Regions from separate parts of the Homo sapiens genome. Here region 1 is linked to region 2. Evidence: chromatin loops called from intact Hi-C (ENCODE). Cell type or tissue: heart right ventricle. All regions are shown on one strand. Links, peaks and the distances in the headings refer to the core of each region. The heading gives the core; the rest is flanking DNA.

What was found. Peaks named below come from ENCODE experiments on the same cell type or tissue, not always from the same donor. Only the 100,000 strongest peaks of a DNase experiment are listed, where the experiment ranks them.
Region 1: a loop joins it to region 2, with 4 times the contacts of the local background. A loop is called at or near these places in 10 of 110 quality-filtered maps.

The regions. Positions count from the first base shown.
Region 1 is chr6:138,565,894-138,581,256 of GRCh38, reverse strand. It overlaps a transcript of NHSL1 not described here. Among named protein-coding and RNA genes, the nearest start is that of NHSL1, 74 kb to the right of the region's middle. RefSeq lists enhancers at 4,075-4,575, 8,354-9,110. In heart right ventricle, for the core only: no CTCF peak of the experiment used is centred there; a DNase peak (open chromatin) is centred at 8,766; H3K4me3 peaks cover 3,225 bases; H3K27ac peaks cover 2,924 bases.
Region 2 is chr6:138,509,521-138,524,883 of GRCh38, reverse strand. It overlaps a transcript of NHSL1 not described here. Among named protein-coding and RNA genes, the nearest start is that of NHSL1, 18 kb to the right of the region's middle. RefSeq lists an enhancer at 6,699-6,868. In heart right ventricle, for the core only: CTCF peaks have their summits at 4,243 (motif pointing right) and 7,107 (motif pointing right); a DNase peak (open chromatin) is centred at 7,068; H3K27ac peaks cover 217 bases.

The DNA.
Region 1 (15,363 bases), core at 4,919-12,918, 54 kb before region 2:
AAAATCTCAGAATTCTTACAAAATGAACAGAAATGCTTAAAGATAGAGCAGGTTGCAAAACTCCCATTGGTACTCCACTGCATCAGTTTCCTACGGCTGCTCTAAAAACCACCACAAACTTGGTGGCTTAAAACAATGGAAATTTATTCCCTCATAGCTCTGGAGGCCAGAAATCTGAAATCAAAGTGTTGGCAGGGCTGCATTCCCTCCAGAGTTTCTAGGGAAGATCCAGTTCTTTGCTTCTTCCAGCTCTGGTGGCTGAATCACTTCGATCTCAGCCTCTGTGGTCACATTGCCTTTTCCTCTTCCAGCTGAAACCTCCCCCTGCTTCTCTCTTTGAAAGGACACATGTGATTGCGTTTATAGCCCGCCCAGGGCTATATTAGCCCGCGCTAATCCACCATAGTCTACATCTCCAGATCCTTAACTGAATCATACCTATGTATCTTTTTCCCATGTCAGGTAACATTTATAGATTTCTCTCCCTCCACCCATGCTAATACTTAAAGAATTGGTAATTGTGGGGCTATTAATTTTCTACCAAGTTATTGTGTTTGCCAAACGATTGTGTTGGCCAAATTCAGTGGTGTACTGGAGCCAGCACGTACTGACTATGGGAGCCAGTTCTTAATTTCAAGATTTTAGCAGGCTGGTTGTTAAATTGTTGGTAGCTTGAAAGTGGCCATGGTGGGAGGCTTTATATCATGGAAACTGGCAAATATGTATTATAAGTCATGGCTTCCCACGTCCCTCATCCCCGCCCCAGAGAGCCAGTTTACTAACACACCACTGGTTGGCTAAATCTCCCGACTGCTAGAAAACTCAGCTAGAGAGTACATCTCATCCCGAAGAAATTACTCAAGCCCAGAGGCTTGACTCAGGCCTACTACTTGTTTCTTGTATTTCTTTTTTTGCAGTATGTTGAAAGTAACTGTGCATATCTGTCTCCTACAACACATTTTATACTCCTCTAGGGGAGGGCCCTATCTTTTGTGCTTTAGAATCAGTCTGCCTGGCCCATCTCCTAGCAAGAGATCAATAAATATTTGAACTGATCCCTGTAACTGGGCTCTTTGCCGTTTCTGGAGGTGATGCACATACTGATGCCTAGCTGCAATAATTCTAAATATATGTATTTGCATTTCTGTCTCTTTCCTTGTTTGGAAACGTACTCGATATTTTTGCTTCCTGGATGCTCCTGATTAAAGAATTTTGTTACTTTATATTCAATTCTGTTAATAGATTATTAAAAGTAAGGTTCATCTGCTTCACTGGAAATCACTGCTTGTATCAAGCAATGTGTCACATATATTTAGCATGTAGGAGTAGCACAGTAAAAGTAGGCTGAATTGATAGAACGTTAAAAGTCAGATATATTCGGTGTAAGCACTATAGAGCCATAGTGAGTATAGTTTTAAAGATAGAGTTAAATAGAATAAATGCTTTAAAAGGTCACGTAAGGTCGATTGGAAAATTCTTTGTAATTTTTTAAACATCTACTAGGAAAAACTGATGTGAAAAAATTTTCCACTGGCATGGAGCAATTCAATTCACCTAGTAGAACCCAGCAGATCCCAGCCTGTGTGTGGATTATCAGGTAGAATGTAGGCTGCTTTTTGATTTGGCTCACTGTTGATTGCACTGGGCTGGTCTGGATCATTGGATTCTGAAGTTCTCGTGGATGGAAGCAGTGAAGATGTCCTAATAAATGAAGAAAAGCATACGCCTATCAGTTAATAAGCTTCTTTCTTCCCAAAGTGAAACAGTATGGCCATATGAATGGGGTTTTATTATTAACCCTTTAATTCAGGTTGTATACTTTTTGCCAGTTTATACATTTTACTTTTGCTTTTTGTGATTTAGTGATAAAGGAATGATTGCTATAAAGGCCTAATTATCTCCTTACGCTGAAACTTGTTAAGATCAAAATAAAAAGGTAACATGGAAATGATGGATGGTTCCATTTTTTTCACCCTGTCAACCAACATTGGCTAAATGCTGGCTGTGTATAAGGCATTATAAGGCAGGGGTCCCCAAACCCCAGGCTGTGGCCTATTAGGAACCAGGCGGCTCAGCAGGAGGGGAGCTGTGGGCAAGCGAGCATTGCTGCCTGAGCTTCACCTCCTGTCAGACAGGCAGCGGCATTAGATTCTCATAGGAGTGCGAACCCTGTTGTGAGCCATGCATGCCAGGGATCTAGGTTGCACACTGCTTATGAGAATCTCATGCTGCTGATGAGCTGAGGTGGAAGTTTCATCCTGAAACCACTCCCTACCCTGCTGTCCATGGAAAAATGGTCCTCCATGAAACTGGTCCCTGGTGCCAGAAAGGCTGGGGACCACTGCTGTAAGGGACAGGAAGATGACAGATGAGCTTCCTGGCCTCAGGGGCATTATAGTCTAGCACTGTGCTAACTTAAATACAGTCTGTGCACTAGCATCACTTGGGCGCTTCTAGGAGTTCAGAATTGCAGTCCCTTCCCCAGACCTGAATCACACTCTGCATTTCAATAAGATCTCCTATGATTTTAAGTGCTTAATACAATTTACAAAAAAAAAGAAAAACTGGTTGAGTAGATTAAAAAAAATAATAACCACAGTGATCACTGGAGAGGCTACAGGAAAGGTATCAAGAACAAAGGAAGTCATGATTTTTAAAAAAGTTATTTATTTGGAATTTTATTTTGATCTCAGAATAAGTTTGCCCTTGGTCTTCTTATATTAGAAGAATCTCAAAGTTGATGCTGTTTTAGGATTTCTTGTAATCTGAACTCCTTAGGTTGGGGACATTTTCTTGGTGAAAGTTGGTACAGATGTTGCATTTTTGGTTATGTACTGCTTACCAAGCCTCTGACGTCCATGTTCTGTGTCAGTGGCGGCTTCTTTACCAGCGACATCCTTTGTCCCCTTGCACCTTAGGGGACTGAGAGCAATAATCTGCCATATTGCTTCTGTATCAAGTGATCCCATGGGGACAGTGCAGCTAAGGCTTAGGATGTCAGATCTGTTCGCCCTTTTCAGGCATGAAGACTTTGAAAGGTGGGAGTTGGGCTGGTGGTGATACATATGCATAAATGTTTGTGTTGAGTCTTTCCCTTTGAGGGGAACAACACTATTAATTCCGTTGAAGGCACTGTGGCTTTTAAAGCCAGGGTTTAATGAGAAGTCAGTGCTTTTCCTTCTTTTAAGTTTTAAAGCAGTGGTAGTTGAGGGCAACCTGAAAACGGGGCCGGCGCTGATTAGGTAATTAGCTGCGTTTTGCCTTCCATGACTTCTTTCTAGAGTACAATCACTTGTTTCATTCCTTGGTGGGTGGAAAGGTGGATAAAGGAAGAAGGATTTAATGTACTATGGGGAATGTGTTTGCTGTGGTCCTGGGGGTAATACCGTTTGGTTGTTTTGTTTTTTTAATTATAAATATCTGGCTCAAAGTATTTACTTTTGATATTGAGATAAGCTTTCATTATTCGTGTGTACAAATTACCTCATAGAAAGATTTCCATTTAAGTGTACTCTTAAATTATTCACAGGAGATGACAGTTGGAAAACCTACTGTACGCTGTCCTAAGCTAAAGGTCCCTGTGGGTTGTCTGGGTGATTCATGTGGTAATCTGATGAGAGGCACACTTCACTGCTCCCAGCCCAGGCAGGGCCACTTCAGAACGTGACACCATTGAGAGTAGTCCTCTTCTGTGCTCTATGTGGTTCTCTTTGCACCTTTGTCTCTTTTCACATGCCTTCTGTTTATGCACCTCACTCCCAGCCAAACCAGCCAACCCCAGCGGCGCTTGCAATCCAGCCGTGTTTTCCCATTGATTTCTAACTTCAGGGTGCTGCCTCTCTTGTTCTCTTTGCTAGGTTTGACAGGGCAGGCAAGCTACACATGGAAATGAAAAGTCACAGTGCTCATTTGTGGCCTGTGAGGCCAAAAAACTGATGGCACTTGAAATTAGTTCCTATTTTTGGCTGGCATTTTACACAGATGGCGAGTAGAGCAATTACATGCCTGGTTGCGTTGAAAGGTTTGTCTAATCCTATATCCTGTCCTCTTTAACACTTTTTATTAAGTCTCCAACTTTCATTTATGATAAACTCCTTTTTCAGGATGCCAGTATATGCTGAAACATAAAATATTGTGTCTTATGGCAAGAACCTTCCAAATATATTCAGTCTATTCCTTTGACTCTTGGTAGAAGCATAGATAAATCTTTCCAAATTCATGGGCATTTGACTTAGGAATTCCCAAAGGAGATGATTCTAGAACTTCCTCTAGTAATTTATTCTGGTGCCTCCAGTTTTTATAGTTAAATTTTCCTTAATGTATTATGTAAATCATTTCTGAAATATATAGAGTAATATAGAGTAATTTCTTGTCCCTTTGTCAGCAGTGATGGGTAAGTGACCCTCAAATGTGGAGAACTAAGTATAAAAGATGCAATTGATCATAAACATGGTGTAAAGATCCACCTGGGGGTCATTATGCAGGGTCTGCTCCTCCAGCCATTTCAGCCATTTCAACCCTGGGGCTTCCGTCCCGCTGGTGAAGGAGGGGGGTGCTGGCCAAAGGCAGCTGCGACAAAGCCCTTCCACAGAGGCTCTGCCTTTTATTCCGTGAGCCCTCATTAACTCCCATTAAACATGTAATTTAAACAAGCCTGTTTATGTGATTCCTAAGGCCTGAAGCTCAGCAGTGGCAAAGTGGTAGGAAGGGAGCAGTTATTGGCACATGTGATGACAGCAGAAGTTCGAATTTGACAGCCTGACAGTGAGAGGGGAGGGGGCAGCCCAGCACGGTAAGGAAGGCAGATAAAATCTGTTCAGCACGTCTGTCTCACATGGGGACAAGGCAGTCTAATGTAGGTTTTCTTGGAGAAAAATAGCTACGTTAAGATGTTTTCATTACTTTGAAGATTATAGCTGAAGTTATTTTTTTTAAAAACCAATTACTGTAAAAGTAGGATTTGCAGGCGGGGAGCGGTGGGTCATGCTTGTAATCCCAGCACTTTGGGAGGCTGAGGCGGGCAGATCACCTGACATCAGGAGTTTGAGATCAGACTGGCCAACATGGCAAAACCCTGTCTCTGCTAAAAATACAAAAATTAGCCAGGCGTGGAGATGCGCGCCTGTAGTTCCAGCTACTTGGGAGGCTGAGGAAAGAGAATCGCTTAAACCCGGGAGGCGAAGGTTGCAATGAGACAAGATCGCGCCACTGCGCTCTGGCCTGAGTGACAGAGTGAGACTCTGCCTCAAAATAAATAAATAAATAAATAAATAAATAAATAAATAAATAAATAAATGTAGGGATTTTTCCACGGCAGGGTTATTGTGAAGGTTAGCAATAATATACAGGAAGCTTTTGGCACAAAGTAGCCTTGGCCCTGCTGCCAGGAGGGGCTGATTTGTATGGCTCTTGGGTTGATAATCCACATAACTAAAATGTGGGGTTCATCGTGGTTGCTAAACAAATATAGCTTGAGTGAATATAGTAGCTTCTTAAGAAGCCCACTTAGGATGTTCTAAGCTAATTAGAGTATATATCTAATATGCATAGTTAAGATCTAATTATTACCTACAAAGCTGATTTAAACCATTATATTCTCTTGATCAACAGGAACTCTGATCCAGTTGTAAAAGTAGTTAATTTATTTGACTTTCTTAGATAAATGAAGATTTAATAATCAAGGCCCAATATAACAGAAATATGGACTAGCCAGTAGACAGAGAATTGGTTATTATACAAACGTATCCCTAGGTCTTATGATTTGTGGGTGCACAGTTTCTGGAAATCTGGCAGACGTGGGCACTTACTTTGACGGAGAGTCATGAGTCTAGTCCCTGAATGGACTAGTTATCATTTTGGCTGCTTGGCAGGAAATGTTCCTTTAGCTTCTCCTGTTAACCCTTTCCTTGAAGTGTACAGGGTTGGGGGCCCTGGAGGAAAACACGCCAGTTACTAATGATACCAATTCACCTTTGCTGCTGTGTGTATGCACATTCCATGGAGGGGGAGTTGAGGAAAGCGCTCAACAGCACTTCTGGTAAATAAAAAATAGCACTTGGACCAGGCACGGTGGCTCATGTCTGTAATCCCAGCACTTTGGGAGGCCGAGGCAGACAGATCACCTGAGGTTGGGAGTTCGAGACCAGCCTGACCAACATGGAGAAACCCCGTCTCTACTAAAAATACAAAATTAGCTGGGTGTGGTGGCATATGCCTGTAATCCTAGCTACTCGGGAGGCTGAGGGAGGAGAATCACTTGAACCCGAGAGGCAGAGGTTGTGATGAGCTGAGATTGCGCCATTGCACTCCAGCCTGGGCAACAAGAGGGAAACTCCGTCTCCAAAAAAAGAAGAACACACAAGGTTTAAGCATATATATAATTTTTTATTTTTATTTATTTCTTTTGAGATAGGGTCTCACTCTATTGCCCAGGCTGGAGTGCAGTGGTGCAACCACAGCTCACTGAAGCCTCGATTTCCTGGGCTCAAGCGATCCTCCCACCTCAGCCTCCTGAGTAGCTGGGACCACAGGCAAGTACCACCATGCCTGACTTAACTTTTTTTCTTTTCTTTTTTTTTTTTTTTGCATTATTTGTAGACACAGAGTTTTGCCATGTTTCCCAGGCCGAGCTTGAACTCCTAAGCTCAAACGATTCATCTACCTTGGCCTCCCAAAGTGCTGGGATTACAGACGTAAGCCACCGTGCCCAGCCAGATATTTTTAAATTAAAAATGCAGCTGCAGGATGTAGAGAGTAGGGAGAAGAGAATTGTGTTCATTGTTTGGGTTCCATGGCTCCTTTGAGTGTGCACAGATGTGTGGCGGGGGTCTCGTGAACCAGTGAAATGGCAAACAGCATTTGGGGCATTAATGGATTTCTCTGGTGAGATGGTCTTTTTTTACTTTTCCTTTTATATTTTGAGACTCTCAAAAAGTGTTTTCTACTCAGAAAGAAGAGAGTGGATGTTTGATGTTAGCCACTGGTGTTATGCACAACTATTTTAACTTTGCCTTTATAATGGTAGTCATCTGGGTGCGGTGGCTCACGCCTGTAATCCCAGCACCTTGGGAGGCCAAGGCAGGCGGATCACAAAGTCAGGGGATCGAGACCATCCTGGCTAACACGGTGAAACCCTGTCTCTACTAAAAATACAAAAACAAAATTAGCCAGGCGTGGTGGCAGGCGCCTGTGGTCCCAGCTACTCGGGAGGCTGAGTCAGGAGAATGGTGTGAACCCGGGAGGCAGAGCTTGCATCATGCCACTGCACTCCAGCCTGGGCGACAGAGTGAGACTCTGTCTCAAAAAAAAGAAAATAAAATAATGGTAGTCAAAGTGGAGATATTATTGCAATTAATAACTGAAACAGGCCCAGAGCACTTGGTGATGTAGCAAGCATCCCTGGTAAGTGTGTGAATCTCTGATCCAAGTGGTGTCGGCTGCAGCCTGGTCCTCATTACTGACTTCTCTGTGTGACATTGGGTATGAACATACTTTCTCTGGGCCTGAGTTTTCCTATCTGAAAATCATGGAGTTTAAACTACGTGATCTCAAGGACTCTTTTAGCTTTTAAACTGAGGCTGCTTTGTAGCTTCTGCCTTAGTAATACCTGTTCTCTGTCATTATTTACATGGTGTAATATGAACTGCCTATCTTAGTAACACTTTGTAGAACTTCTGACTATCTTCTACAAGTGTTCCTGTCCCAGTAAGCTTGTAGAGCCTTCTTCTTAAAATCTCAGTGAATTGGAGTAGATGTATGATGCAAAATTCTGGTTTTAAAATTTTTAATCAGTTTATTTTCTATTGCAGTTTGTTAATTTTAATGTATCTGATCGATGCTGAGTAAAGCAAAGTGCTACAGACCTAGTTCTCTACTCGTTGCTTATTTGCCTTACCCCAAATAACGCTTGGGAGAAGGAGATGCCGACCCAAGTCTCTATGATGGAAAGTTGCAGGGACTTTTAACACCCCTAGGACCGTGGAATTGTAGTAAGTTAGCCTTGGGTGAAATGCTACACCCAAATGCATTGCAAGCTGTGGCTCTAGATAGTTTGCAGAGGAGGCTCAGGGCTAGAGCCTGCAGCTAAGTGCCACTAGCGTAGCTCTCTGATGACTCTTTGTGATAGGATGATCATTCAAGGTTGGAGAGGAATAACCCCCAGGGGCTCCCAGTGATACGGCAGAGGAGGATCCAGCCCCACACTCTGGCTGCTGGTGACAGGCAGGAGTGACAGTAACAGGTACAATGATGGCTGCGTTTCACCTTTGTTGGAAGCTGGGAGTGAATAGCCGGGTCCGTTATATTCTCTTTGGAAATATACTTCCTTAAATGATGGACATTCCTAAATCCATCTAGGAATGTTGGATGTATCTATCTATCTATCTATCTATCTATCTATCTATCTATCTACTGTATTAAGCCCCTTCTCAAAATTGTAGTTTCAGAAGTATGGTTTGATAATTCATAATCAAGTTCTTTTTCTTTATGCCCAGAAGTCTGTATTCTGCACAGACTTGCATACCCCTAGCTGCGCTAAAGTTCAGAAGTTTGAGCTGCCACTGAAGTATTGACTGTGGAGAGGCGGGGTTTTCTGTCTCCAATGAGGTGCCTTTGGTGTCGGGAAAGCCTATCGTCTTTCGCAGGAGTGCTTGCTCTGTAATCCAGGCAATAGCCACGCAGCCGGTTTTATTGTTTGCGGAGTCCTGCGGCTCTGAACGAGCGCTTCACAGACGGGAAGGAGAGCAAGTGGGCGGTTTATGATTCTGCCCTGTGCTGGGGCGAGTGAGCTGAGCTCTTTGATTTCTCCCAAGTAACCGTGTGGGTGAACTGTAAACTGGGTGCCTGGCTTGACCCTGACTCTTTTTCTCTAGGGTGAGGAGTTACTTCACCAGGGCAGCTGGCTTTCTGCCCTGGTGGGGAAAGATGCCCAGGAGAGGAGTAGGATTACAATTTGGGATGCTAGGGACACGCCAAAGAGTCGGGGTGCCTTGGCTTTGTGTTTTGCAAAGTCCTGACAAGTACTCCTGAAATGAACACGCTGCTTCATTTTTTAAATTATACTTTTATTTGTTTATTATTTTTTGGCCGTGGATATCGCGGATCTAGAAACGGAGTCCACAATGTGGCTAGGGTAAAACATTTTTCTTTTCTTTCTTAACCCCTCCTTTTCCCTTTCTTTTTAATTGGGTGACACAGAAGCCGTCTTTTTGGATAATGCGGTGCCTGACTGTCAGCGTTGTCTAAGAGGGAAACAGCAGGCTCGTGGAGAGGACCTGGGCCAACGCAAAAAACCCAGCGTTTTGTTTGCTGGGCTGTTCTTTGTCTCTAGTTGATTTTGAAAAGAAGATGAAAAAGGAAGGCTCTTCAGGTTCCTTCAGACTCCAGCCGAATACAGGTTCTCTCTCACGTGCTGTAAGTTGGATAAATTTCTCCTCCTTGTCCAGGCAGACAAAGAGGCTGTTTCGCAGTGATGGAGAGCTCTCGGTTTGTGGGCAGCAGGTGGAAGTGGATGACGAAAACTGGATATACAGAGCCCAGCCCAGAAAAGGTGACTCGATTTTTAAAAAATTTAAACATTTGAAAAAGTTTGTTATGTAGAATTCTTTGTTTCTATCACTCCCCCTTCATGATTTTTGCCCCCATTAGGAGTTTCTTTTGAAATGTTTGTTTTTGTATTGGAATTCGGCGTCATTTGTTTACATGTCTAAAATAAAAATGCTCTTCCTCAGCTTGAGCTTGTATCTTGTATCATTCAAAGAAAGATAAAGTAGCTGTTATTTGTTCTCGGCAGCCTCCCTCCCTCCATCAGAGCCACATGCTCATGTGACTTGTGAAAAGTTCAATGATAAACCACCCACCACCCTAGCTAGAGAGAATCTTCTGCCCTTATAGCAATCTGGGGCTAGAACGTGGAACTCTTGTGAAACTGCACTGAGAAAACTTCGGGAATCGTACATAGTCTTCTTGCATCCTTCTTCTAAGATTGAGGAATTACATGAATGCTTGAATTAAACCAGTGTTGGGCTGTGACATCAAGGAAAATGAACACGCAAGGGGCTTAACACTGATATGTTGGTCCCAAGGAGTTTCTGGATTTTTTTTTTCTTTCTCCTTTCCTTCTTTTAACCAGAGTTTTTAGATTTCTATCAAGTTTCTTTTCAGACTGACATTGGCTCTGTTCTCAGGATTAACATGTTTTGCCTCCAAGATGAAAAAAAATACCAGTCCTGCTGGGAGAGAGGGAAACAGTTCGATATTTCTTAACACACCCCTATTTTATATTTAGATTTTCTGAATTCTTCCTCTTAGTGTGTGTAGGGACTGAATTGTTAAGCTCTAAAATGGTTTCTCCATTCGGTGCAGTGGGCAAAGCCCAGTAGGGGAGTGCTATTTAAGTATCACAAAGGAATCAAGTCCAGACCTTCCGCGTGATTGTGTTTTCCATGTTTATCACATTCTTCCCCATGCCAAAAGAAACCTTGCTGGAGTCTTTCAGGGACCTGTGCTTCCCCCTGCTTTGGAAAGCAAAACTACTGAAACGTGAGAGAATCAACTAAGTTAAATATGTGCTTATGAGTATAGTAATTATGTCGCACAGGCTGAGCATTAATGCAGCCCTTCTTCAGAGTGAATGTGTGTGTAAACTATTTGTTCTTGTCTGTTAAACTATGGCACAAGAGGGACTAGCTAATAATCTTTGAAGATATCAGTTGTTTATTGTATCAACAAGGTGATCAACAATGAGCCACTGATTCTGAGCTTAAAAATGTGGGTTTTCAGTTCAAATGCTGTGTGATTGCCAGGCTTAGAAAAGGCATTTGTGCTTTCTGGCTGGAGTTGTATAGTTTAGTAAGTCCGTGAACTTTACTTTTCTAAATCAGGAATAAGCTGTGGTTTTGGTAAATGATTGGGTTGTAATGTTTGAAACAAAAATGTTTGGAGGGTGGATTCAGTAGTGCTGTGGTCGCAGGAGGGTATAGTTTTGATTCCTTTGGGCTTTGCCAAAGGTTGCTTTGTAGGACTTGTTTGACTTTAAGTCAACCACTGTCAAGTCTCTGTTAACGACTGTATACATGTGAGCATGAGGCTGTAGGATTTCTACTGTAGATGCTTCATCTGAATTAGCATTAAAGGAACAGAGACTGAATTTGTGTGTATTAGTTTTAGTTGGGAAATAAAGCAAATACTGTACATGTGACTTGTGGAAAATAAAGAAGTCATTGTAAAGGACAGGGGCAACTTGTGAAGGGAGGACTTGCTTACGTAGCGATACAAAAGATTGTGCCCTTTATCCCTTAACGGAATAGGGGATACAGTAGCTTCATGAAGATAAATGGAAGCATAATACAGGGTGTAAGTTTATGTGTTTTTTTTTTTAAATAATTGGGCATGAATAATATGATTTTTGACATACGGTGTCAGAAAGAATCCTTAAAAAGCTGCTTATACATCAAAATTCATGGCATTATATTCTGTTTTCGCATTTGACTTACAAAAGAAAATTGGCTTCCAACTTTGACATCTTGTCTCAGGGGAATGTTATAACAGTTGATCTTTATTCCACACAATTCCTTCCTTTGGAGAAATACAGAAGTGACATTTGTTTATGTGAGCAGATCAAAAGAGGAAAAGTCTTCAAGAAAAAATATGCAGAAATGAAGTTTTTTCTTAGAAGCATCAAATAGGCTGAAACTCTAGCAAGGATTATCAGTCAATGCTAAGAATGCCCAATGGCCACGTTAGGATTTGGTTGCAAATAAATATGCACTGGGAGACACATTGGTCTGATGGGAATGTGTAGCATCTTTTATATCTCTCTGCCCAAATCACACACAGCCTAATCCACCTTTCTTTCAGTTTATTCCGCAACCCCCCTAACTTACATTAACATTTTTTGATTTACACAGATTGCCAAAAACTCTCCCTCCTCCCCACTCTCTCGCTCTCTCTCTTTTTCTCTCTCGCTCTCTTTCTCTCTCTCTCTCTCACACACACACACACACACACACACATATACACACAACCATCATGCAGTGACAGCTAGATGTAGGGCAACTGTAGCTTAACAAGCTAGCCTCGCATCAGTTGTCCCCCTGTGGGATCTCTGGTTGGCGGGGGTCCGGTTCTGCAGCTCCTGGCGTTCTCCCTCCCCTCCAGCAGCTGCTGCCAGGCCACACTGCTTGCCTGTTCCCTGCCCGCTGTCTCCAGGTATGCTTTGCACCATTAGCCTGCTGAGCTCCTACCATCAGTGTGGATAGTGTGTTGTATGACACACATTCAATTTCTGAAACAGAAGGTCTTTTAATAGGGAATTTCTATGCTGGATTGTTATCAGGAACATCAAAATAAAGTTTTTAAGTGGTTACCCTTATGGGTATCTTTCAGTACAACAAACCCATAGCTTTATGATTTAATGTCAAGAAACTAGGGATAAAATTATAGTGCTTGATTTTCTTTTTCTTTTGAGAATCTTTTTATACGATTAGAAGCTACTAGTATGCATTTTCTGATTAGACTACTGTTCCTCAGCTTAAAAAGTAATTACAAGATACATATTGATAGGTCCAAAGCAGCCACCAGTAAGCATCTGTATGTTTTCTTTTGTATGTGTGTTTGACAGCACACTACAAGTTTCAAAATTCTCTTGAATCCCATCCCCGTTTATACTCAGAGAGGTAAGAATGAACTGGGTAACAGCAATGATCAATTCTTATATTCCTAGTATGATATGACCCACTACAGTAGTAGATGATGTTTTGACTTAATTAGCCATACAAATCAAGGGTGTGAATCAGTGTCTTCTTTATAGTAAAAAAGTGGAATGCAGTGGTAGATAAGACAATATGTAACTTTTCACGTGAAGTTGTGAGAGCATTTATTGGTGGAATCATTACTGAATACTATGTGCAGGATACAAAGAAAGATAGCACTCAGGCCCTGAAGTCATGGAGTTCATGCTTAAATGGAGAAGCAAATAAGACATCTAAAGCAGGGGGGTTAAAGAGAAAATGTAGGATAATTGTGAAAAAGTGCAACACGATGACCTAGATGAGAAGGTCCGCATAAAGGAACTTTATCTGGAACATTTTCATGTTTTGCATGGTCTTCTAACTGTTAGCATTTAACTGAACAAGATTTAATGAGTGCCTGCTGCTTTTCCAGCACTGTGGAAGGTCCTTGAGGAAAACTAATGACTAGTAGTATTTATTCTGTGCTTTCCCTTTCTTGCTCACTCAAATAAAACTAAAAGAGGTGGAATCATATGGGGTGTCCGTCTTCTCATTGAGCAGAGCTTGTTTTGTTGTATCCCCAGCTCTCCATTTAGCTGGGCAGAAGCGTGATTGATGATCCTGGTATTGGCAGGTCAGCAGATAGAGAAGGTAATTGACATGCAAAGCCTTGCTTTGAACAATGTTTCATCCTTTCCTTCTGGACTTTATCGTACAGACTAGTAATGTTACCAGCTTTGAATCATTTGAATGTCAGTGTCCTCCCTTCTCAGCCACTACAAAAATGGCCAGAGAATGACCATACTAGGCATCAAGGGTAATGAATAATCCATATACTAGATAATCAATTTTTGAGTGTGGGAGTTGGATCTATTTAAAGTAATTTCATCCCAGTTTTTCTCCTAATAAAATAGTTGCAGAAAGCAGGATCCTTGCACATAATTAGATTACTAATGACCAGATATTACAGTGGAGAAAAATGACATGAAAAACCAAAAGCAGCTAGGTCAAAAGTCAAGATCCTGTTTCCATGTAAATAGCTGTGATCTATTTCTGATAATAAAATCCTTAAATTGGTGGGACTTAGGAATAGCTTCCTGGGCCAGGCGTGGTGGCTCATGCTTGTTATCCCAACATTTTCGGAGGCCGAAGTGGGCATAACACTTGAGCCCAGGAGTTCAAGACCAGCCTGGGGAACACGACGAAACCTTGTCTCTACAAAAAAATAGAAAAAGTAGTCAAGTGTGGTGGTGTGTGCCTATAGTTCCAGCTACTCAGGAGGCTGAGGTGGGAGGATCGCTTGAGCCTGGGAGGTCGAGTCTGCAGTGAGCCGAGATCACACCACTGCATTCCAGCCTGGGTAACACAGCGAGACTAGGTCTCAAAACCAAACAAACATAAAGACTAGGTCTCAAACCAAACAAAAATCCTCCAAAAAAAAAAATAGCTTCCTTCTGGCATTAAGAAAACCTAAGAAATATTGACAAATATTGTCAAGTAGCATCACAAATTTAAGAGTGAAACAAGATCAGTAAGTTTTATTTATTCTGATGGTTACTACATATATCGGAAAAATAGCCAAAGGAAGTTTACCTTCGTGTCTTAACAAAAGAGATCAGTGAATGTCATGGTTTTGCTCTTACTTCCTACTGAAGTTGACATTCTGTGAAAGAGACACACAGTGAGTGCCACTTAATGTTTTCTCTGGTCCATTGAGACTGCCCTTTATTGACCTTTGATTATTATTATTTTTTCTTCTGAAGTTGGGACTCTGTTGTCTCACTGCCTTGTTCATTTTAATATGTCTTTATTTGCAAATTAAATTGTTGAAGTTCGATTTAAATGATATTTTATCTAGTATCCTTCCTTTTTTAGTTTAAAAACTTTGTGCATTTGTTTTGAGAAGAGGCATTTAAATTATGAAAAATATGGTTTTTTTTTAAATTATGAAAAGTATCTTAAGAGTGATAAAAAGAAGCAACTTATTGTCAGGGCTTGAGTTTGGAAGTGAGTAACCTATGTTCTTTTCCATTAAAATGTCTTTGCTAAGTTATGGAAACCTTCTTTGAAACTGATCTTTATGAACAGTTTACTTTTTATTGATTGATTGATTGATTGATTGATTGATTTTGAGACAGAGTCTTGCTCTGTCGCCCAGGCTGGAGTGCAGTGGCACAATCTTGGCTCACTGCAGCTTCTGCCTCCCGGGTTCTAGTTATTCTCCTGCCTCAGCCTCCTGGGTAGCTGGGATTACAGGCACCCGCCACCACGCCCGGCTAATTTTTATATTTTTAGTAGAGACGGGGTTTCACCATGTTGGCCAGGCTGGTCTTGAACTCCTGACCTCAGGTGATCCGCCCACCTCAGCCTCCCAAAGTGTTGGGATTACAAGCGTGAGCCACCACGCCTGGCCAACAGTTTGTTTTTAATAATTTTAAAAGATCCTGCATGTTATCTAGGGTTAATTTTTATGTCTCATGCAATTATTATAAAATATATTTCCATGTAATTTCAGGGTGTTTTGGTTTAACTATAACATGTTCTGTCAAATTAGAGGGGTTTGTTTGTTTGCTTTTTTTTTTTTTAGAAACAGGGTCTTGCTTTGTTGCCCAGGCTGGAGTGCAATGGCACAATC
Region 2 (15,363 bases), core at 2,629-10,628:
GATGTTTAAGAATGGGCTTCTGGTAACGTTTTATGAGATCCTTCAATATTTTTTTGTGTGCCCATTTGCTAGGGAAGAAAACCTTTAAATCACTCTACTAGTGTTTCCTATTTGGGAAACTTTTTGGCAATATCTCCTGAAGCTGACTATGCACACACTCTGACCCAGCAAATTCCCCTTCTGGGATTATACCCACCATAACGAGATACTTAATGTTTACCAAATGACATGCATGAGAATGTTCATAGTGCACTATTCCTAAAAGCCCCAAACTGGAAAAAAAAACACTAAATGTCCATTAATAATACAACAGATAAGTAATCTTTTACCATACCAATAAGAATAAACATGTTACTGCTACACACAACCACATAGATGAATCTCACAAACACAGAAGAGTGTGATTCCAACCATATAAAGTTCAAAAGCAGGCAAAACTAATCTATGGTGATTTTATTAGGGTAATGGTTATGTGTGGGGATGGGGCTAGTGGCTGCAAGGAGGGCATGAACAGGAGGTCTTGGGAGCTGGTAATGATCTCTATCTTGATCTGGGTGCTGGTTACATGGGCGTTCACTTTGTGGCAATTCGTTGAGCTGCATACATAATTTGTGCTCTTTTCTGTACCCAATGAAAAGTCTGCTTAACACCAGGCTTAATTTTAGCTTTCAGTACCCCTGTTTTGTGTGAGCCTGTGTGGGGCTTGCTTCTTGATTTACTCAGGTAAGTGCTCATTCTTCAGAGGTAAATAGGAGGGAACCTTCAGGGTCCCAGACCTGGCTTGAATTCCCACCCCACCACTTGGCAAGCTTAAGGCCTTTGGAAATTACTTAGCTTCCTACTCAGTCTTCATTTCCTCAACTCCAAAAATGGGCATAATCACAGCTCACACATCTCAGGTCTGTAATGTGAGTTCAATGAGATCATTCACATAAAATTCCCAGCCTGGAGTAAGCACAATTAACTTTTTGCTATTATTTTTATTTTGTTTCCCTAAAGACTATTCTATGTTTTTATGACACAAGCAATCTTGCCATTTGGCTGCAGGCTAGACCTACAGCATGGACCTATGGCATAGGATTTGGGCTTTCCCATTCAAAGGAGATGTCACATCCCAAATGACTCATCTTCTTCAGTACTTCAAATTCATAATCATTTCATGTCAGTAAAACCAACCAAGAATTCCCCTGTGTCAGTCTCCTGTCTTCTATTCCTGGAGCTTTTAGCTCTGTTTTTTTTTTTTTTTTTTTTTTTTTCCTCTTTAAAACATCTCTAGGCTGGGTGTGGTGGCTCATGCCTGTAATCCCAGCACTTTGGGACGCCAAAGCGGGAAGATGGCTTGAGTCCAGGAGTTTGAGACCAGCCTGGGCAACGTAGCGAGACCCTGTCTCGACAAAAAGTTTAAACAGTTAGCTGGGTGGTGGCTCGCACTTGTAGTCCCAGCTACTTGGAAGGCTGAAGCAGGAGGATCACTTGAGCCCAGGAGTTCGAGGCTATAGTGAGCTATGATCTCACCACTACACTGCAGCCTAGGTGACAGAGTGAGACCCTATTTCTAAAACATAATAAAATAAAATAAAAACAAAATTTAAAAACTCTCTTTAATTCACTGCCTTCTCTGGCTCCCCTTCTGTCCCCACCATTCCCCTGCCCCACCATTAATTTTTTTTCTCATAAATACAGAAAATACTTGGTGTGCCGCAAAACTTTATTGGCCTGACTTTCCCTAAGGACCTTAGTGGGTATATTCTGCCCAGATGAGTGATTCCTTCCAGGAATGTTCTGGAATCTGCACCAAGCCAGTTAGTTGATGGTAGACTACAGAATGTTATACAGAGAGATCATGAAAGGGTGGGGGTGGGGGGACAGAGACCCTTCCTTTTATTTTATTAATGAAACTCATTCATTCAGGAAATAATTCCTAGCCTTTCCGCCTGAAGATTATTGTCATTCATTAACCCAGATTGTTAAATCTTGTTTTGTTATGTAAATCTAAAAAGGCTTTTCATTTTCAGTGCACCATAGACTCAAACAAATTAAGAGAGCTCAAAGAGAAAGTAAACTTTTTTTTTTTCAGACAGGATCTTGCTCTGTCAGCAGGCTGGAGTGCAGTGGCACAATCACGGCTCACTGCAGCCTCAGCCGCCTGGGCCCAAGTGATCTTCCTAGCTCAGCCTTCTGAGTAGCTGAAACCACATGTGCGCCACCACACCTGAGTAAATTATTTTATTTTATTTTATTTGAGATGGAGTTTCACTCTTGTCACTCAGGCTGGAGTGTAATGGCGTGATCTCGGCTCACTGCAACCTCCGCCTCCCGGGTTCAAGTGATTCTCCTGCCTCAGCCTCCTGATTACAGGGATTACAGGTGCTTGCCACCACGGCTCAGTAATTTTTGTATTTTTAGTAGAGATGGGGTTTCACCATGTTGACCAGGCTGGTCTTGAACTGCTGACCTTAGGTGATCCATCCGCCTTGGCCTCCCAAAGTGCTGGGATTACAGGCGTGAGCCACCACAACTGGCCTAAATTTTATATTTTTGTAGATACGGGTTTTGCTATGTTGCCCAGGCTCCAAACATTCTTTGAACAAGGAAGTTACAGTGATGGATTTCCATTTTTGAAGTTACTTTCTTGACTTCACATGTCCTTCAGGGGCCATCCATTTTTCTATTTATCTTCAGAGCAAAATTTAATAATAAAAAAGTCTGCATCTGATCTGCTTTCTCACCTCCTCTTCAGTGCATCTGACTCTGGATTTCTGGCTCCACAGTATCACAGGATTGTTCTCCAGGGTGTTCACGGTTTCCACGTGGCCAGACGCAATGCTCACTTTTCTGACTTTGCCGTACTTACTAGCATATTCTAGGGAGCTGAAACAGTTTCCTCTGTTGGATTTCCTGAAGTCATTGGCTGCACTTCTGGGCCTCCTCCAAGGCTCCTCCTCTTCTTTCTGACCAAGAGTCTTCCTCTTTTCTCTTCCTGCCCTCTTTCCCTTGATGTTCTCTTTAAGTGGCTTTAAGTATCTTTTTATAGGCTAATTTTAAAGTTTTTAAAATCTCCCGCCCTGACCTCTGTTATGATGCAGACCCCATGCCCATATGAGGTGTTCCACTTTGCCCATCTAATTATCTTCTAGCCACTGTTTCCTCCGGGTTCTCCTCCCCAATAAATAGCACCACCAGCCTGCACTTAGGCACCTTCAGCAAAAAACTCTAATCCTCTTTGATTCCTCTTTCTTCTGTCCCACATCTAATCCTTTCCAGTGCCAACCTAAAATGTGTGACAGAGACCAACTCTTCCAAAGCAAAGAATTTATTTGGGAATAGCAGGGGATTGCAATCCAGAATACTCATGCTATGTCAAACCATAGGCATATTCCAGGGGGGTGAGGCAGGGGGTAGCTGTTTTGTTTTGTTTGAGGCAGGGTCTCACTTTGCTGCCCAGGCTGGAGGGCAGTGGCGTGATCATGGCTCACTGCAGCCTCAACCTTCTGGGCTCAAGGGGTCTTCCCGCTTCAACCTCTTAAGTAGCTGAGACCACAGGTGTGCACAATCAGTCCCAGTGAATTTTTTTATTTTTATTTTTGTAGAGATGGGGGTCTCACTATGTTGCCCAGGCTGGTCTTGAACTTCTGGGATTACAGATGTGAGCCACCACGCCTGGCCTGGGGGAGGCTTTTAAAGACAAAAAGGAAAAGTCCACCTAAGCTGTTTTGAAACGAATACTATTGGTTACAGGGACTTGTTGTAGATGTTGGCATTAGCTAATTGGTGGAGACAATCACACCTGATAGGTGTGCACTTGTGCAGAAAGTTTATCTGGAATACTGTGGTTTTGAGGAATCCCTTGCATAGCTCCCATTATAGGCATACCTGTATGAGGGCCCCACCTTCATGGTCTCTCGGCTTCAGTTTTTTGGGTTTGACATTAGTGGCTCCATTTTGATACTGATAACTTTCACACTGATCTACCTCCAAATTATATCCAATCCACCCATTTGTCTCATTTCTAACAGGGGTTCAAGCCACCATATTTCTTTCCTAGTTGATCACAGTAGCTTCCTACTTTTACTTGTCCATGCACAATCTGTTCTCCACACAGTGGCCAAAGAGATCTGGTTGAAGCCCATGTGTTTGTCACAAAAAGTAGAAATCAGTTGTTCTTTCAGGCTCTGTCATAGGCAGTATCTGTGGTAAAATATTTGGAAAATATTTCTGAGAAATATTCTCATTTTTACCAGCAGAGGGAGATTAACTTGGTCAAGGTTATATACAAGTGTAAAAAGAATTAAACTGCTGGGCGCAGTGGCTCACGTCTGTAATCTCAGCACTTTGGGAGGCCGAGGAGGGCAGATTGCCTGAGGTCAGGAGTTTAAGACCAGCCTGGCCAACATGGTGAAACCCCATCTCTACTAAAAATACAAAAATTAGCTGGGTGTGGTGGCACATGCCTGTAGTCCCAGCTACTTGGAAGGTGGAGGGCAGGAGAATTGCTTGAACCCGGGAGGCAGAGGTTGCAGTGAGCCAAGATCGCACCACTGCACTCCAGCCTGGTGACAGAGCGGGACTCCATCTCAAAAAAAAAAAAAAAAAAAAAAAAAAAGAATTAAACTAGGCAGCGTATTCCAGCACTCAGTGTTGGGAGAACTGTGTCCAATTTTGAAATTTTATTGGTTAGTTATTGATATTTATTTTGGTATGATTTTATATGCCAAGACTGTGTAGATTTATATTTTATTCTTTTAAAACAATCTGTTTTGCCTTATTATGTTATTATTGTTATTATTCTTTGTCACTAACCTTAAAGAACACATAACAATTGGATTTGGGCAATAATGAATTGTATACTGAATGCCAACGGTTATGGGAAAAACCCTGTATTCCCCTTGTTTCAGAAAGGATTGAAGGCAGCTGGGAAAGTATAAAACGTGAAAAAGGTTGAGAGGGAGTAGGAAAATTTTTGATCAACTAGTCTTCATCTTTATCAACTTTTTAAGGGATGGCTCTCAAATATGTATTTTTAAAACAAAGAGTATTTCAGTAATATAAATATGGAACAAACAGTTGCCAATCAACTCTATCTGAATACTGAAATGGAGGGAATGGGAAATACTGCCCATGTAAGTGTTCTAGATCTTTCTCCAGCTACCTTGCTAGAGATGCCTAAGTATGTGTGAAGATGTATCCTTTCTGAAGTGCAAGAAGAAACTAGCACCAGACAGCAACCTGCAGACACTGTGCTTGTTTGTAAAAATTTTTCACAAGATTTTCCCACTCCTCTGTTGATTTTCTCACAGGGTTGATGTATCATGGACAATGGGAAAAAAATCTTGTGCAAATGTCATTCCAGCCTTGCATATTAAATTATTCATGTATTGTGATGGTAGCAAATTACTTTCTTCATCTAAGATATTTCTCTGGTTTAAAAAAAAAGACAAGAATGTTAATATTTAATGCTTTTATTACAATATTTGGGTGTTTATGAAGAAGTAAATATTTTTGAGTTATGAGAGACATAAAAATTCCATTTGTTTTTGATAACACATTTTTTTAAGGTCATTGCTTTATCAAAAGGAAAATTGGGTGACAGAGCAGATTTTTTTTTGAAGATTCACTTTCTTTTAAATTTCTACTACTAAATTATGCTTTGAAAAAAATACTATTGAAGTTGTTAGTTGTTACTATACACATGGTAAGGCTTTTTTTTTTCTGTGTCATTCAGAGGAGGCTTATTTACGCAGTGGTGCTCAGAAAAGTTATATTTTCCCATTAGATGGTTAGCTGTGGAGTGTTTTATTCTAAAGTGGCATTTTATTATGTATGTATGTATGTATTTATTTATTTATTTATTTATTCATTTATTTTTGAGACAGTGTCTTGCTCTGTCACCCAGGCTGGAGCGCAGTGGTGCGATCTTGGCTCACTGCATCCTCCGCCTCCCCGGTTCAAGTGATTCTCCTGCCTCAGCCTCCCGAGTAGCTGGGATTACAGGCATGCACCACCACACCCAGCTAATTTTTGTGTTTTTGGTAGAGACGGGGTTTCACCACGTTGGCCAGGCTGGTCTTGAACTCCTGACCTCAGGCGATCTGCTGGCCTTGGCCTCCTAAAGTGCTGGGATTACAGGCGTGAGCTACTGCGCCTGGCCTTCAGTGGCATTCTAGAATGTTCTATTGAAGTTACTATGTCAGTGCTTGGATTTCTTACTGTCTTCCCCATTAGAACGTAGTATGTAGTGAAGAATTAAAGCCAAACATAAACATTTCTAGTTTTGTTTTTGTTTTTTTCCAACTTTAATTATATAGGCTAGCTGGAAGAGTGAGTTAATTTAACTTGTTAATTTCTGAAGTGAGATTGCAACAACCCATGAAATGCTCTGGGTTTTTCTAAAAAAAAAAAAAAAAAAATCATTCCTGTGGACGTTCTACCCTCACTTCTATTATTTTTCTTATATAATGTGAATTTGTGCATCTCTTGAAAAAAAAAAAAACCTGCTGTAATTTTTTAAAGCTCTCCAGAAAGAGAGTCCATGGAAAGAAACCAAACCTGGACTGTGTTGAGTTGATAGACTTAGCAGGTGACACTGTTAAATGCTACTGGGTGAATTCTTGTGGGCCACTGATACAATTTGAGTCAAAGAGTTCTCTGACACTCTTCAGTTTCTGATTCAGGAAGTTCAGATGTATTAATAAATAACTGTATTTCTGGATTTGAAGCAAAACTGAAATAAGAGACCACAAATCTCAGGTGACTTTGGAACCTATATTAGTAATTGTTCTTACTGAAGAACTTGTCCAGAAATCTTGCAGCAGTTTCTCACTCCAGTCCTGTCCCACTCCCTACTGCCCCTCCCCACCATCTGACCTGACTTCCTCCCCTAACCAGCCACAGAACTAACAACGTTCGCTTCCCAGACTCCCTTGCAGCTACAGTACAGGTATGTGACCTAGGCTGTGCCACCCTGACCCACTCATTGGATGTGGATGACAAACTGAGGGATGTTAGGCAGTAGCTGAGTAGGTTGTCTGGATCTACTGGCAAGCCCAGCAGCACTGACCTGCTCTGGGAGCTGCTTCAGTGGCTCCACAAGTGTAGGCATCCACACTTGCGCATGCTCTGTGATGACCAGCAGGTGGCAACAGCAGCAGTGTTTCACTGTTACAGTCCTGGCTGATTGGCAGGTAAACTTATCCTCTGGCCCTCCTGGAGATTCTGAGAACTCCTTAATATCTCTTAATAAATAGGATTTGCTTAATTAATATGATGAAACTGGATTCTATTGTTTGCCTCTAAGTGCTCAGACATTGCTTTCATATCTGCTTTAACAAGGCACTGGCTGTCTTGTTTCAGTAATCTGATGTTCTTTCCCTAAATACTGATAGTGGTTAGATCTTACATGTTCTTTATCAGAATGTATGTGATACTTCAGAACTGTATATAACTAAAATTGGGGAAAACTCAGCATTTAAAAAATGAATACAGAGAAAGCTTTTTATGTCATTGTTACTTTCCATTCATGGGCTTTAATCATGACCATCCAGTTTCTGCAAACCCTACTTGTAGAAAAAAATCAGTCTGACAATGCAGGCAATAATCAGGAACTGAAATATTCATCCAGAATTCTCCAACAACATGAAATCAGAGAGTCTGGTGAGAACAGAGGCTAAGTAGAGTCAGAATGTGACAGTATCCTACCTCCTGGACTGTTGGTGTCGTCTTGGACTAGGTAACACACTTAAGAGAGGCAGAAAGTGTTATGATACAGCCAAAGAGTAGGCATGGGGGAAATCATTGTGCAGAAGATAGACTGTTTACTTCCATCCCTTTCTCATCAACATTATAGTTCACCTTGGATTTAAACATTTTGTCTATTTTTAAAATTTAGTTTTCTATGTCTCTAACGTTTTTCTAAAACACAGAAGACTATTTTGCATGGAAACTTTCATGTTGCCTGGATGCAGTGGCTCGCGCCTGTAATCCCAGCACTTTGGGAGGCTGAGGCACGAGGATTGCTTGAGCTCAGGAGTTTGAGACCACCCTGGGCAACATGGTGAAACCCTGTCTCTAAAAAAAATACAAAGATTAACCGGGCATGGTGGCATGCACTTGTAGTCCCAACTACTTGGGAGGTTGAGGTGGGAGGATGACTTGAGCCCAGGAGGTAGGGGTTGCAATGAGCCAAGATCACACCACTGCACTCCAGCCTGGTCAAGAGAGCTAGACCTTGTCTCAAACAAACAAAAACACGAATTGCCTATTTTCCCAAATTAACAACAACAACAACAACAACAACAAAACAACTTTGATGTTCAACCATTGCTAACTGAGAGTTCTAAGGTCTTTGGCTTGACACCAGTGATGACTTAACTTTTCTAGCCATATCTCCCACAGCCATTGCCACAAACCCCACTTTGTCATCCCAGCAGGCCAGCAGATGGTCTCAGGCACGTTCAGTTGCAGACAACATTGTAAGCAGACGGGGATTTAAAATAGAGTATATGGTATCTACATGATCATTGGAAAAACCTTTAGGAATAGGCCCAAGCTGAACACCCAGGCATAGCTCTCTCAGCTGGCCAAAGGAGCTGTTATCTCTGCCGCAGTCAAAGCTGGCACCCAGGTTTTGACTCCACGCCCACACTCCCTCAGCTGTGTACCTTACCAGCAAAATGATCACTACATGCCTTGCTTCCCACCTCCATGAAAGTAGGGATGGCACACTGAGACTTCAGTTACCTCAACAGTCAGACTTAGCAGCAGAAACAGCCGAAGCCGCAGGAGCATGGAAATGAGGACTTGTATCATCAGTCATGTGCATCTGCTTTGCAAATGCTAGGCCGGCTGCTGAGGCCCCTGTGTCAAAGAGTCTGGGAAATGTGGTTTCCAACTCCCAGCCTCTCATTGTGGTGCACTGGACAAGGAGGTGACTTGCCTGGGACTGTGAGAGACGGCGTGCGCCTTCATGACACACACACTCAGTATTCCCAACTCCAGACGATTCACTGTCTTCTTTATGCCCTCTTGTTGAGTTGGAATGTGTTTCATATCTGTTTTCCTCTAGCAAACGTTTACCTACCCATCCAGGCCTAGCTCACATGTCACCTGCTACGTCAAGTTTTCCCCGATACTATTAACTTCCAGCCGTTAGAGTTATGCACTTCCTAATTTAAAATGTACCTTATTCCCATTTTATTGAATTCTGTCTTCTTCCGTCCAATAGAATGCCTGATGGACAAGAAATAGATAGTTTATTTCTTTATTGCATCATTTGATCAACTAACTTACTGGCATCTCCAAAGCCAATATGGCCCAGTTCCTGTCCTCCAGGAGCACAGCTCCTAGCAGGGAAGACAAATGAGCACAATTATGGAGCGGATAAGCCATAAATAAGTGAAAAATCCACCCTCCTGGGGAGAGGATGCGAAAGACTAAAAAGTCAGAGAAGGCTTCATAAGAGAAAGTTGTCTTTGTTTTGATGTCTCTGGTGCCTAGAGTATTGTTTGGTGTGTTGAGTCCTTAATGAATGAGATGAGGCTGAAGATGAATGAACTGATTTCTGTGAATGAACTTTTGTCTCCAGTTAAAAGCTCCCTGCCAATCTTAGTGGCTGCAGATATTTTACAGCGGTCTCCTGTTAGCCTCAGTTTTTGCTTCTCGTGGTTTCAGTTACCCATGGTCAACTGAGATCTGAAAATATTAAGTAGAAAATTTTAGAAATAATAATACATAAGTTTTGAATTGTGTGCTGTTCTGAGAAGTGTGGTGAACTCTCTCACCCTCCTGCCCCATCCTGCCCAGGATGTGGTCAGCTGATCCACACTGTAGACACTGCCTGCCCGTCAGTCACAGTTATCAGATCTGTCGTGGTATCTCATCATGTAGACACTTTTTTTTTTTAATCTTACGTCCTCAGAAGAAGGGTGAATTCAGTACAATAAGATTTTTGTTGTTGTTGCTGTGTGAGACAGGGTCTTGTGTTGTCGCCCAGGCTGGAATGCCGTGGTGTGACCACAGCTCACTGCAGCCTCGAACTTCTGGGCTCAAGCTATCCTCCCACTTCAGCCTCCCGAGTAGCTGGAACCACAGGTGTGAGCCACTACATCTGGCTGATTTGTATTTTTTATTTTTTGTAGAGACAGAGTCTCCCTATGTTCCCCAGGCTGGTCTTGAACTCCTAGGCTCAAGCCATCCACCTGCCTCGGCCTCCTAAAGTGCTGAGATTGCAGGAGTGAGCCACCATGCCTGGCCACAATAAGATATTTTGAGAGAGAGAAAAAGAGAGAGGGAGACCACATCCACATAACTTTTACTATAGTATACTGTTGTCATTGTTCTGTTTTATTATTGTTAATCTCTTACTGTGCCTAATTTATAAATGAAACTTTATCGTGGATATGTATGTGTAGGAATAAATGTAGCATATGTAGGGTTTGGTACCATCTGTGGTTTTAGGCATCCACTGGAAGTCTTAGAGTGTATTCCTTGTGGATAAGGGAGAACTACTGTATTTTTTTTAACATCCTAAGAATAAAGTTTGTTTTGTTTGTTTGTTTGTTTGTTTGTTTTGAGATGGAGTCTTGCTCTGTCACCCAGGCTGGAGTGCAGTGGCGTGATCTCGGCTCACTGCAACCCCCTCCTCCCGGGTTCAAGCAATTCTTCTGCCTCAGCCTCCTGAGTACCTGGCACTACAGGTGCTCACCACCACGCCCGGCTAATTTTTGTTATTTTTAGTAGAGACAGGGTTTCACCATGTCGGTCAGGCTGGTCTCGAACTCCTGACCTCAGGTGATCCGCCCGCCTTGGCCTCCCAAAGTGCTGAGATTACAGGCGTGAGCCACCACGCCTGGCCAAGAATAAAGTCTTTAGAGTTGGTAATGTAAACTATTTCTTTTCCTGCTGTATTAAATTCATTCATTTAATAAAATAATATGAATTGCATGCCCACAGTGTATCAAACCTGGCACTGGGCACCTTGTTGCTGTAGGTTCAGTGAGCCATGGCCTCTGTATCATGGTCCAGATCATGTGTTTAGTGGGAGATTAAACAAATTAGTCATTGAACAAATCACTACAAGTAGTAGTGATATAGAAGAAAAGTATAGGTTTCGATGAAAGTGAACAATGGGAGGTCTAAATAGAGTCCAATTCAGACCTTGAAGAAATGGCAAATTAATCTGAGACCCGAAGGATGATGGGAAGAGAGTGGGTAAAAGGCCAATCCACTGGCCCTCTGTCTCTTTACACAGCAACTAAGATAACTCTTGCTTCTTCCTTTACCCACCAGCCCCTGTAATCATTTGATTGCCAAAATATCTGGTATTCAAGAAAATAAAATCCAATTTCAACACACAGGGAAACTTTTCAAAAAGTTACTCATCCCAGCTACTTGGGAGGCCGAAGCAGGGGAGGATTGCTTGAGCACAGGAGTTGGAGACTGTGGTGAACTGGGATCTGCACTCTAGCCTGGGTGACAGAGTGAGTCCCTGTCTCTGGAAAAAGAAAAAAAAAAGTTACTTACATTCATGAATAAATGTTAGGTTTATTCATAAATGTGTGGACATTTTTGTTTAGTATTTGCAAGGCGTTTCTTAAGGAAAATTTTCATAAAGGTTAGAAAATTATGGCACTATGTGACAAGAATGCTTTAAAGTTCGCCAGGCTCTTTTCCTTCCCAACCCATTTCTATGAATGTTACCTGTTGTCCCATTGTATCCATTTTCACAACAGCTGGTTTTGCATGGCACCGAGGTTGGCACTGTGCAAAGTGAAGGGCATGGAGTTGGCTCTGGCCCTCCAGGAGCTTCCAGAAATATCAGAGGGGGTGTCTGCCATGTGTAGAACACATAGCACATCAAGTACGAATTTTAAATGAACATGTTAGTTTAGGTCTGGGTAACTGATGGCAGAGCACGAACAGATTGAGGGTAGGTGCATTTTATTAGGAAACCAGGAGGAAGAAACACATTAGTTGTGGAGAAGGGAGGTAACACCGGGGAAAACCCCATCTAGACAGGGCAGGCTGAGGGGAATTAGCGATTCCTCCTTTGATCACTGTGGGAATCTTCTGAAACCTTTCTCTCGCCATGTGCATAGACCTGAGAAGAATTTGCAGGCAAGGGCTGAAAGCGGTCGTCTGCCCCAAGACTTCTTAATGATCCCCTTTGCCACTGTGATGTTTTTAGGACATTCTACACATTTTGTTTCTCTCTGAATGAAGCATTCACGTTGCCATTGAACACATCTAGTTTGGGGTGCATTCTAAGTCGAATTATACAAGAAGCTATTTGTGGCATTCAGCAGCTGCAGAAAGAAGAGGCTGGGTTTTTTTTTTTTTTTCTTTTTTGGTGTCGGGGGATGTTAAAAACAATTCAAGTAAAGCTAGAAAGTTCAGAATATAGAGTTATCCTGTTGACGAGCAGTTAGAATTGTATTAACGAAGAAGAAGAGGGAGGTTACTGAGCAAAGAAGTGAATTTTATCCTATTTTAACATGGGACATCGTGCCGGAACGAGTTCTCCATAGATGCTCTGGGATTTATTTTGATAATGAATGTAATATATTGTCTGGAGTCTGTGACCGATTCCTCTTTCCCGTGGGGTGCAGTTGGTGAGTATCTCTCTTCAGAAAGCAGTTGTAATAAGATAATTAAATTTGTCTGATTAAAAATGATTGTGCATAAACATTAAGCATGGGAAAGTGCAGGTATTTTAAAACTGCCCTCAGCAGCCTAAATGTATACTTAATTAAATATGGTTTGCTAATGAGAATTGATTGTGGCAGCTTTATTTAAACTTGTTTTATCACATAATGATTTATATGCATTGCAGCACACAAAGAGATAGGTGTTTCAGATGAGGTGATACAAGTGGATCCATCTGACTCTTCTGAGAGCTGCTATGCAATTTTCGAGAAGTTTGGAAAAACTGCTTGGCATTGGAAGACCCTGTTTATTTTCTCCCTCAGATATCTTACTTTTCAAGACAGGATCTCGCTCTATTGCCCAGGCTGGAGTGCGGTGGAGCAATCTCGGCTCACTGCAACCTTGGCTTCCTAGGCAGCTAGGATTACAGGCAGGCGTGTGCCACTGTGCTCTGCTAATTTTTGTATTTTTTGTAGAGACGGGTTTTTGCCATGTTGCCCAGGCTGGTCTTGAACTACTGGGCTCAAGTGATCTGCCCATCTTGGCTTTCTAAAGTGCTGTTATTACAGGCGTCAGCCACTTTGCCTGGCCTATTATTTTTCTTTTCCTAGTTCCAGGAAGACATCGATGTCTTCATTGTTGGTCAAATTCTTATAGTGGCTGGGCGTGGTGGCTCATGCCTGTAATCCCAGCACTTTGGGAGGCTGTGGTGGGCAGATCACTTGAGCCCAGGGGTTGGAGACCAGCATGGGCAACATTGGGAGACCCCATAGACCTACTTTCTTCAAAACACACTCACACACACATACACACTCTCTCTCACACACACACATACACACACACACTCTCTCTCTCTCTCTCAGTGGTTTTTTGTCTACCTCACCTTTTTTCTTTAGTAAAAAACAAACTTTGGGCCAAATTATGAAATCTCCATACCTGCCTTTACAATGCCAAGCTTCAGTTTTGGCTGCAAGTTAAAAATATTGTTAGGTACACGAGGAAGCCTGCTGATCTTACTTAGTCCTTCCAAATATGATTTTATTTGCTAAGATATGAAGAATGCCATTGTTATTTTTCTGCTTTCTGTTCCAAGCCTCCATGATGCTGATGAAGAAGAGCTAAGCGTATCATTTTTACAAAGTCAGTGCCATTACCTAGAATTAGCATTATCGTTTCGCTTCCTGGTTGATTTTTTTCTCAGATTCTGTGTGGGCCAAATTATGTGGGATCTGCAATCAATGCACCTTCCTTCCCTTCCATCTGTGCCCAATTGTATTGCCCTCTAATAACAGGGAATACCCAGAAGCCTGGAGGTACTTCTGTGGCATCAAGTCAGAAATCTACATTGTGACATTCTTGCTTTAGAAATACCAGGGTACTAGAATTTAGAGATACTAAACAATATGTCTCCATACAATGATTGATGTTTTTGTTCTTGTCCCTTGCCTTTATTTGATGTTTACTTATTAAAAATGGTCTTTTCAATATGAATTGAAAGAAAAATCAGTGAACGAATATGAAAAATTGAGGTTATAGGAAGGTTTTTATTTACTTAAAAAGTCTTTGGCTAACTGACATTAATGGAAGTTCTGTACTTTCTAGGTGAATTCAAATATCATCTTAGGTCAGGCTGAGCTTCTTTGCTCTTATGCCTCACTTCTGCCATTAATTCTAAAACCCTTGTAGCACTCATGCTTCATAAGAACCTGTGATTTTGCTGTTTGGAGAATTTTGCTGCTGTGTATTCTGTAGTTTAGGACAATGAAAAAAATGTTTTGAAAAGATCCAACACTAATCAAATAAAATATTATCCTCATTTAGGTTAACCTTTACCATTACTAGAAAACCAAGTACAGCTGGAGACTTAACTATAGGTCTTGCTGTTCGTTCATCAGCAAACCAAAATGGTCTAATTTGTCTCATTAGCATTTTGCATGTGAACCAGCTGTCCTCTTAACAAAAGCAGTTGAGCACACCAGCCGATTAATTGTAGCATTCATCTTAACCATATGTGAAACAATATTAGAAATCACAGGAAACTGAGAAAAGAAAAACTGAACAGCCAGTTAATCTTCAGAACACAAGTTCACAGCGATTGTTTCATGGCTTACTAAATAATTAACTCTATCCTTTTTCTCTAAATCTTTATACTTATTGATTATTAATTGGGAAGAAGTTAGACAGTGATAAATCTGATTTGCCTTCAGTCATTTTAGGTTGTATTTTGTATTCTTGGACAGAGTGATTTCAGAATCTTCATCAGTCCAAATGAAAACACTTTTGGACTCCTTTGTGTAAGGCTTTACCTTTTGGTTATAAATTGATGTAAATTTTTTTCTTAGCTCTGTTATTCAGTTAAACACAGCTGCCCCCTTATTGATTTAGAAATGTTTTGTATAACTCAGGGGTACTTCCTTAATGTGGGCTTGGTTGCAGACACTAGGTGGTTTATGAATATTCACAAATCTTTTTGAAGGTGTGATGTCAATGTTGTCCGAATTGAGGCTCAAAAGGGCACAGGGATCATAGAATATGTCTTTCTCTGGTGAAGGAAGACAAGGATATTCTTTTGAGACTTGACCATGAATGAGAGCATGTTGTCTTCTGTAAATGACAGCTGAGGGAATCATTTTCATGCACCAGTGTGTCGTTGAGTGTCATGGTGTCCCCTGTAGGTGGCGACCTTCTACTTTATTTTGTCAGTTTCTCCTGGTAGTCTTTATT